Regions from separate parts of the Homo sapiens genome. Here region 1 is linked to region 2. Evidence: chromatin loops called from intact Hi-C (ENCODE). Cell type or tissue: psoas muscle. All regions are shown on one strand. Links, peaks and the distances in the headings refer to the core of each region. The heading gives the core; the rest is flanking DNA.

Region 1 (5,399 bases), core at 238-5,237, 50 kb after region 2:
TATTATTTGTGAACAAATTAGAGTGGTTGAAAACAATCATTCTTAATATTCACTGTTTTGGAGTTAGGACTGTTTTTGAAGAGGCAAAAATGAATTATATTTGTCATCACAGGCAATTCTTTAGAATGGCTTTTGATAGATAAATATACTTTTAAAGGAACCACTTGCTCAAACTACTATTTACTACGTAGTCATAAATAATAGTGGTCTGGGTTAAATGAACAAGAAAGAATGTAAATTCTCACATATAAGTAAAAACAGCTTTTTATCCCAGCATCCATTCCCAGATGCCTAATGGCTAAGTTCTTTTCTCAAGTATGTTAAGTGAATTTTAAAAGAAAAATACAACACATTATGAAAAATACAGTACAAAGACTGAACAGATGGAAAAATCTGTTTCAACACTTTTTTTTTTCCTTTTCAAAAGACAAAAAGAGACAAACGCACAAAGGAAAACCATTTAGCAGAAAGTACTGCAATAGCTGATGCGGCCAGATTTATAGTCACCTTTGACAGAGAGCTGCTGTGAAACAGCAGAGGTACTGCCATCACAAGAAAAGATTACGTACTTTAAAGAAAGAGCAGGATTAAGCACTCAACAAACAACTTCACAAGGAAAAGCTTCAAAGTTCCAGACTGCACTTATTTGAAAATAAAAAACAAGACCAAACACTATTATTAAAACACCTCCAATTGTTTAAAACTTGCTGTTTAACAATAGCTACCATGTGAGTTCTAGGACTCGTCATATATCTTACAAATAACAAGCTGTATAAAGCAAACCTTATTTTTCAAATGAAGATTAATATAAAACAAAAATTATCAGCTATTTTTTATTTAAAAACCTTTCTGGGTGAATGCTCACGTTAAAATCATAGCTCCAATAAATATAAAGAAATATGCTCAGCATGTTATCATTTCATTTATTTGTCATATATATATTTTTACATATACTTCCAAAAGAATACTAGTTGGAGAAATGGAATCAAGTAAAAATTAGCCTCATTTACTAAATAAAATTATATCTATATTTACTGCTACTGGATAATGCAAAGAGTGGTCAGTGGGCAACTATAAAATATTTTCAAAAAGTAGATAAAATTTCAGTTTCCAATGAAATTACCATATATGTTCTTTCCAACAAGAGGCATGTAATATATCTGATTCTAAAGAAAGTGGCCAAGAATCTGAATTTTATTCTGGGAGCCTTATGAATTTTTTTGTTTTGTTTTTTGTTTTTGACATGGAGTCTCACTCTATCGCTCAGGCTGGAGTGCAGTGGCGCAGTCTCAGCTCACGGCAACCTCCGCCTCCCAAGTTCAAGTGATTCTCCTGCCACAGCCTCCCAAGTAGCTGGGATTACAGGCACCTGCCACCACGCTCGGCAAATTTTTATATTTTTAGTAGAGACGGGGTTTCACCATGTTGGTCAGGCTGGTCTCAAACTCCTGACCTCAAGTGATCCGCCTGCCTCAGCCTCCCAAAGCGCTGGGATTACAGGCGTGAGCAACCGTGCCCAGCCATGAATTTTTAAAAAATACATTATTCATTTTTCAGGTAGTTTTTTCCCGGTTATTTTTGACAAACATCTGTAACATCAAAGAAGTCACAATATTTTAATAAAATGCTTACATTCACTTTTATCTTTAAAGGCATCTATCTAAATGTACCTACACATATGTATATGATATTAAGAAAGATATTAAGAAAAAGCTACAAAGGCAAGTATATTTTTAATTAAAATTAGGAAGTCAAGCTAAACACTTCAATAATTGAGCTAATCATTAAACTACCCTCAAAGGATGCCTAATTAAGCTACCTTTATTATTATACTAATCATAATTCCAGAGATAACACACCTCTCACAAGATTTAAAAAAAACCTATAAAAATAATTTACCTTGATATATAGAGTTACTATGTATTATTAAAAATTACTGATTAAAAAATTGGCTCGGCGCAGTGGCTCACGCCTATAATGCAAGTACTCTAGGAGGCTGAGGTGGGCGGATGGTTTGAGCTCACGAGTTCGAGACCAACCTAAGCAACATGACAAAACCCAGGCTCTACAAAAAAATACAAAAATTAGCCAGGCGTGGTGGCGTGCACCTGGAGTCCCAGCTACTTGGGGGACTGAGGTGGGAGGATCCCTTGAGCCTGGGAGGCAGAGGTTGTAGTGAGCCGAGATAGCACCACTATACTCCACCTGGGCGACAGAGCCAGACCTTGTCTCAAAACAAACAAACAAACAAAAAAAAATTACTGATTCTTTTTAAGACTCTTATTTGTGACAAAAGGTTAAATTTCAACTAGTAACAAGTGCTACTAATGAAGTTTAAATTTAAAAATGTATTTCTTACTGAACATTCTTCTCTGTATATCCTTTAAAAACAAGTCAGGCTGATAAACTAAGGCAGAGATTGGAAAACTTTGGCCTGTGGGCCAAATCCAGCCAACTGCTTGATTTTATAAATAAAGTTTTACTGACGCACACTTATTCATTAGATATTGTTTATGGTTGCATTTGTGCTAATATAGAAGCAGAGTTGAGTAGCCGTCACAGAGACCATAAAGCCTACCATAATTTGCTATCTGGTCTTTTACAGGAAATGTTCACTGACTCCTACAGACTCAGATCTTCTTTAAGTGTCTGCACACACACACATACTCATCCACCCTATGATCCTTACTGAAGGACATAAAGTTGATCATTTAGGAATCTGTGTGTTCCCTCATCTTGATTTTATAATTTATACACTCCTACTGTCTTAATTTCCGGACTCTTGATAAAGGAGAGGATACTGGCTGATTTTGCTGATTTGCATTACTTTGGACTGCACGGTATTTTTTCATACCCTGTAACATTCTTCGTAGTTTATTTTAAAAGAAAATGCCATTCCATATTACAGCTACAATTTCCAAAAGGTCTATTTTTAGACATTTAATGTCACATATTACTTATAAAGAAATGGCAATGCGGAAATCAAAATTTTAAAGGCTCAACTAAGAAAAAGATGGCTAAATAGGATGGAAGTTGGGATGGAATCAAACCAAAACATATATCACAAAGACATTGGGTTTTAAACATAAGAATTATTTAAACAGAGAAAAGTTTATTCTAGACTTAAGGACTCACTAAACACATGGCCATTGAGGAACACTCACTAGTAAGCAGTAAACTATGTCAACAATTCTTACCCCTACCTCCTTCACCTCAGCTTACCTTCCACTCATGGCCAAAAGAAAAAAGATAAGTTACATGGTAAACAGAGCTGGTGTCCAAAATTTATTTAAAAGTAAATATGAGGAAAATAAGAGATTAAACCAACCAACTAGAATTGCTAAATCTGAAAGTAGATGATGGCAATATACTTATTCAGAAATATTAAGAATGATAATACAGATATACAGAAGATCATGAAAAAGTCCTTATTTTTATTACTGCTAATAAACATCAGAAATGCGTTCAAATTAAAGTGCAAAATAATTGTATTGTATAGAAACCTGAATGTCTCTACAGGAAGTCTAAGTAACTAAATTAGAAAGCACCATAACTTCTCCTTAGAATAATGTGTGCTGCATATGACTAAGGGAAGAGAAATGTATCAAGTACCTTTTGGCAGTTTTTTATTATTATAGTTTTATGAACTCTTGGTTTATTTCATAAAAATCATGTCAGTAATCACTTTGTTTTGCTTCCCAAGAACTTCTGTAGAACTATATTATGTTTAAAATCTATCTTAATTCAAATTCAAATCTAAAAGGTATTAATAGTGAAATGCCCTTTTCTTTATATCAATCTGTTATACTCTTAAACAGATAAACATCTGTTTAGGTCAAACCAAAAAAACTATTTCCTTATCTGCCATCCCAAAATACCAAGTATACCTTCTGAAGATGCTAATATAGCAAATCAGGTCAGGAAACTTTCATTTAAACATCGAAAACAAATACACATTCTGATTATTACTAATTATTACTGCTACACTACTGATATCCTAATTATTAATTTTCTTCTTGTAGCTGGGAACAGTAGCTCATAATCTTTAATCCCAGCTTGAGCCCAGGGGACCAGCCTCAGCAACATAGTATGACCCCATCTTTGCAAGAAAGAAAAAAATAAAAGAAAAAGAAAAAATATATATATGCGCGCGCACACACACACACACACACACACACACACACACACACACACACATATATAAAATTATGTGAGCCAGGTGAGGTGGCTCACATCTGTGGTCCCAACTACTTGGCAAGCTGAGGCAGGAAGATCGTTTGAGCCCGGGAGGTCTAGGCTGCAGCGAGCTGTGATTGTGCCACTGTATTCCAGAAAGAAACCCTATCTCAAAAAAAAAAAAGAAAGAAAAAATTCTTCTTGTAAATAATTGCCTCTTCCAGTGCATAAAGGTAAAGCCAAATTGATCCAACAATTAAGCTTATCTTTAGTGATACTCAAACCTATAGTCCAGTTACTTACATGTACATGCCCAGCAATTATTACTCCAAGTTATTACACTATACAATTACCAAATTTAGTACTCAAATTACATACTAGCAATTCAAGAGAGACAGTCTCTATTAATAAATCTCTAAAGATTATTAAGATCATGTGATTAGGAACTCAATATTCTTGTTTAAGTTAATTTATTTTAATTTTACATCCTGACATTTAACAACCAAGGAAGAAGGTGAATTTTGTTAATGGTATTAAAAAAAAGTCCTGGTTTCCTATTTCATAATGAGACCTTATCTGTTATACACAGAAAATGCTACAAACCACCATCTTAGTATTCAATGTGAGCTACTGTTTCAAGGAAAGACATTTGTGTTAGTTCATTCACATGCTCTTTCCTGGTCCCTTCTGTAAACAAAGGTTTACACTTGTGCTTCTACTGACTTGGATTATGAATGTAGTCAATGGACACAAAGCTGAGGGAGCCGCAATGGTATGGAGTCTAACACTTCATTCTCTTTAACAGGAACTCAGAGCAATCAACCAGAAGATCCCTCTACAGGAACACAGTCCAAAGAATTCCTAAATCCCCCCACAGAAAAAGAAATTCTAAGGTCCAAAAGTTGGAAGGATTCTTGGAAATAACACATCCCAATTTCCTCATTTTACAAGAAAGGAAACTGAAGCACAGAGATTTTAGTTGACTTATACAAGGTAAGTCTGAAGATTATTGGAACAAGAATCTCCTAATAATAAGGCAATTCTTCCAAAATGCCTTTACTTTTTCCTTTAGGATGGCAAAGTTAGGTTGTAATTTCAAATGAATCATACTGAAAACCAAACAGAAAACAAAGAATATCCAACAGAGATAAAAACTCATCTTACTTAAAGCAGAAAGGCTTACAAAGCACGGACTTGAATCTCCAATAGTTAACATATTCTTT
Region 2 (5,399 bases), core at 66-5,065:
GGAGAGAAAAGACTTATCTGTCAATCACAATTAATTCTTACTGGTTCTTAAAGTGGATTATAAATGTCTATAGTATACTATCATTCGTACAAAAGAAAAAATAAGATATATTTATGAATTTGCTTGTAAATGCACAGTGTCTCTTTGGAAGAACATGAGAGAAACTGGTAACATGCTACCTGTAAGGAAACTAGATAACCAAATGGCAGGTGGGAAGAAGATTTTTGTTATCTTTTGAATTGTGTGAACATATTATCTATTGTAAAAAATAAATTGTGTATTACTGCAATTACAAAGTTTGCCTAAAGTAAAATTACCAATTAAGTTTTTAGAGAAACTGCTTTATATGAGAGAAATGACCATAGCTTTTACTAGCAAAAATAATATTACCTCATCATATGTGTATCTGTAGTCGGCTTTCTTTGATTTGAGGTCCCATAAAACTACTGTTCCAGATTCAAAGCCAATCAAAAGCTGTGATAAAAGAAAAAGGCACATTACCTAGGAATGATATCAATTATAAAACATTTATTTGCTGACAATGAAAATAACTACTATCATTCAAATGCGTTGAGTATAAATGTATAATATAAACAAACATCTGCATTGCTAATTAGTAATCACGTAAATGACAAATGAGAACACTGTATGGCATATTTATATGTCTTTGATGATTAGGGACTCAACATACAACTGACTTTTGAAAACAAAAACAGTACCATTTTGAAGTCTTTTCAAAACTTTTGTATGTATTTTCAAGTTTACAAACTTTTCAAATTCTACACACTATGAGGTAATCTCATCTATTCCAACTATATATTGATTAGTTCCAAATCATACCCAGCCTACATCCCTCTGGTGAGATTCAGACACATAATTCCAGTGGCCACATCTCCACTTATCTACACAAAAGCCTCAAAGTAAATGTGCCCCAAACTGAATTAATTATATTCTCTAATCTGCTTCTCTGGAATTCCCTGTTGCAGTGTCTCTCACCATTCCTTATCACGTCTATTCGGTGGCACCAGCTAGAAACCCGGAGCTCATTCTTAACTAGTCTCTCCTCCAACAGGTAAAATCACCATGTAAATTTAAGTTACATCCTATTATCTAATTTACTTCTCTCCATCTCTAGGGCCTCTTCCCTGGTTCAAGACACAAAGATTCCTTTTCGGGTCTCCTTGACTCCAGTCTTGCTCCTATTTTAACCCATTTCTTATTGTAGCTAGAGTTAAGAGTTCTAGAATACAAACCGAACAGGGTAATGTATGCTTCTGTTTAAAACTTTTAAATGCCACACCATTATTTTTAGGATAAATTGCAAATTCAGTAATATGACCTACAAGTTCCATCATGGTATGAGCTCTGTTTACCTCTCCAGTTCCATCCCTTACCATACCATGGCCACTCAATACATTACAGTATATTCTTAAGTTCATATTCTCTCTTACCTTTGAACCTTTGTACATGCTGCCTCGCTACCTGGGCCACTCCATTTGAATGTCATCCTTTTTGCCTGACTAGTCCTTCTCATCTTTCAGATGTCATTTTAGTGATCGTTTCCTCTGGGAAGCCTTCTGTGACCTACCAAATGTAAGTCAATACCCTCCCTATGTGCTCCAATAACACTTTGTACTTTTTTTTTTTAATTCGAAGGATCACCACACAATATAATAATGGACTTTTCCTTATTTGAATTATCGTGCAGTCTGTAAAACCGGGATATCGGGGCAAGGATTAGTTTTTATCTTGTTTACCACAATACCTCTAACGTAACACACAGGGCCAGGTATGTTATAAATACTTCTTATGAAATGCATCTATTTCAGAATGGAATGCATGTTCCTGCCTCACAAACTATGTACGCTGCCCACAGTGTACCACAGTGTACCCCCAGGCCCCACCTCAGTATTTTCCAAATCTCAGTATGAGATTTCCTCTGCTTAAAACCTCCTCCCCTTTCATTCAATAAGCAATCCTCTACTAATATTTTAAGTCTAAATTCAGTGTTGCTTCCTGGTTAAGTCTACCCAGTTCCTCTAGACAAATTAAGATGCTCCTTTTCTTAAACTAGTACCATGCATTTTCATCTATATGTCTCTAATATCTAATACACTTCCTAATACATAGTAGACACACAATAAATATTTGTTTAATAATTAGAAAAATGATTAGTCTATATCTGTTTGGGTAATCTGGGGATATAAACAAAATTTGGGCAGAACCAGTAATTTTAATAGGACAAATTTAGAAGATTTCAGAGTACAGGGGCAGCTGGAGGGACTAACTATCAAAACTAACAAAATAAGTTTTCCTACTTTAGTACAGAATACAGTCAATTTTTCTAACCTTATCTCTTCTTTCCTAGGCAATCTGAGATACATACACCTTTTGGAAAAAAATGGTATTTGTTTCCTCTCTCTTTTCCCAGTCTTTTCAAATATCTTGGACATGTGATACAGCATTTGAGAATAAGGAAAGAGAAGAAAAAGAATAAAATGTAAGGGTTGATATACACTGTAAACAGCACTGCACTGCTTAGGACCTAAGTAACCTGAGTTCTAGTATTAAATCTGCCACTTAATAGCCATATAACTTTAAGGAAATAATTTTATCTATCCAGACCTTAATAACTTAAGAGGGTTAAACTTTAACCTCTCTAGCCAGCTCTAGTATTCTAAGGATATTAGAAATATGTGACAACAGGTTAGAGTTTTATGCCCATAATCTTCCAGCTTTTCAATTCCTTTCTTTACAAAAGCAAGAGAATAATAAATATTTAAAAATAGAAAACTAAAGATAGAGTACTTAATTAAAATTGGAAATTCTTCAATGCTTATTCCTACTAGAATCTTTTATAACCCATAGAGATGTTAATTAGCTTACATACTAATGACTAATTCCCGTCTAATTTTTCTCTTTGAAAAAGCATTAGTGTGTATGTGGAATATGAATACATTTCTCTACAACGTATATAACCAGTCTGTATCTAGAAAGAAAGCTTAGCATAACAGAGAGTACTCCTGGGTTGAAATTAAAGAAATTGGTCTTCAAATCTCAGATCCGCCAAAGTCTAGCTCTGTATCTATGGAACACATAATGTCACCAAGTCTCTGCTTTATAATTTGTAAAGTAAGGGAAATTTCTAATTTACAATTTGTTGAAAAGATCAAATGAAATCGTGTATATAAAGTGGCAAGCACAGTGCTTGAAACATAGAATTAAATAAATGGTAGCTATTCCTATCATAAGTCTAACCTATCTAATGTCTAACCTTCCTTGGCCAAGACCTTCACTTAATGTGGCAGTATCCACCGGTAAGGTTAGCATTGAAGGAACTTGCCCTGTCACCTTACATGATTTTTCAATGACAAAATGTCTAGTTCTTTGCAAACAGGAAAGAGTCTAAAAGAAACCAAAGTTTAGATAATATAGTTTATTCTAGCACCCTAATATTTTTTAAATTTTATATATATATATAACTTATTTACTCCATCCTCATTATTTATGGAATGAATTATATATATAATCCATATAATTGTATATTGAGCAGTTGGTATTTTTATTATAAGTTAGATGCTATGGCAAATAGAAACCTGTATAAATATTACCTTTGTGCTTAACGAGTTTCAAATTCAGGGGAGCTGAGATATGCACACATTTCTAATACAAAGCATTATGTGATAAATACCATAAAATTTCATAACTAAAGTACTAATAAATGTGAAAGAAAGAAAAAGCATTTTCTGTCAGGATTATCAGGGAAGAAATCACAAACAAAAAATATTTAATCTGGGCCTTAAAGTGTAGATAGGAATTCAGCAGAGAGATGGAAAGAGAATTCCAAACAGAAGGACTCACTTAAACAAAGGTATGGAAACATCAAAGAGCAGTTCATAACTGAAAATACAACTATTTGCTTCAGCACAACATTCAGGTAAAGATATCCTGAAAAATAAGGAAATCTAGGGCTATATTTCAAGAAAAACTGATTTTATTTGTTAGATACTACAGACCCACTGAAAGCTTTGAAAGAGTAGAACACTAAGATTAAAATGGCAGTCTAAACCAGGCACAGTGGCTTGTGCTTATAATCCCAGCAGTTTGGGATTACAAGGCAGGAGGATCACTTGAGCCCAGGTGTTTAAGACTGGCTTAGGCAACATAGTGAGACTTTTAGGAAAATTAAAAAATTTAAAAAAAAAAAAAAAAAAAGAAAGAAAGAAAAAGAAAAGCAAAAGGCACAGGAAGAATTAAAATGACTTGATGACCAATTAGAGATGGAAAGGAAGTTTTGAACTCTCCTACCATGCCTCCCATTGAAAGGCTTGGCTTTTAAAACAATGCTATAATTATGACCTAACTCCAAACGGTCTAATTATCCTTTTGTTTACCCAATGGCAAACTAAGAGAACAGTGTTAAACAATATATCAGCTCAACCTCTCCCACAATTGAGGAAATGAAAACCCTGGTTAAACTCCTGCACAAAATCCAGAGGTTTCACTTTACTGATTTCTGATAGCAATAAACTTCCTGGTATTTACTTAGCTTAAGATCATAAAATTATATAGGTAGAAAAACATCATTATTAAATAGAACTATCTGAAAGACTGGTTTGAAATAGAAAATAAAAATTCATCCAAAAATATTTATTATTTTAAAAGATTTAAATAATCTAAATTAACAATAGCTAGATACTGATTATATGAAACTGGTTTCAGAGTATTAAAAATTAAATAACATTAAAAAAAACTCTACATTATTAATTAGAACTATTTATGACAAAAAATTTTAGGGGAGATGAGGTAACAAGACAACTATAACGTAAGGCAATCTGTGATTAGTGCTACAAAAATTGTACAAAGTGTTCAAAAGAAGCCAAAAACCAAAAGCAAACTTTTTACCAGGATTAACAGAAAATCAGGGAAAACAGTCTGAATAAGCCAAATATAAATTAATAACCTGTAATTATATGCATTAAGTTTGACTTATGTTTTAAGGTATTGTTTTGTCCTTTAAAATTGTAAATGATTCTAATTCTTTCATTTGTTCTTAATAATTAATAATAAGCATTAACTGTATATGATACACAACCTTCAATGGTAATCTCAATTTGTAATAAGTGTGATCCTGAAATAGCATGTTTATTGAAAAATACTAAAATTTGTGCATTTAATATATAATTTTTTACAAAAAATTCTACCTTTCCCTCGTCCATTGGATTATCACTTATATGGACCACAGGTCCTGGGTGAGATTTAGATGACCTAAAAAAGAAAAAGTTAGTAAGATTTTCTCTTCAGTTAAGAATTTTAATATGGCTACATATTTCATTCCAATAAAAATAAATAGAAAATAAGTTATATTTATAAAGAAAGAAAGGATTTCAGCAAGAGAT

What was found. Hi-C counts contacts between places; a loop is a spot of excess contacts. Peaks named below come from ENCODE experiments on the same cell type or tissue, not always from the same donor. Only the 100,000 strongest peaks of a DNase experiment are listed, where the experiment ranks them.
Region 1: it touches region 2 in a loop (2.0-fold over the local background); 3 of 110 quality-filtered maps call a loop at or near these places.

Annotation. Positions count from the first base shown.
Region 1 is chr6:147,212,233-147,217,631 of GRCh38, reverse strand. The region is part of intron 2 of STXBP5 (syntaxin binding protein 5); the gene reads right to left. Among named protein-coding and RNA genes, the nearest start is that of STXBP5-AS1, 10 kb to the right of the region's middle. In psoas muscle, for the core only: no CTCF peak of the experiment used is centred there; no DNase peak of the experiment used is centred there.
Region 2 is chr6:147,262,159-147,267,557 of GRCh38, reverse strand. STXBP5 (syntaxin binding protein 5) reads right to left here. Exons shown (of 28, transcript NM_001127715.4): 6 at 5,205-5,268; 7 at 391-474. Among named protein-coding and RNA genes, the nearest start is that of STXBP5-AS1, 60 kb to the right of the region's middle. In psoas muscle, for the core only: no CTCF peak of the experiment used is centred there; no DNase peak of the experiment used is centred there; H3K27ac peaks cover 501 bases.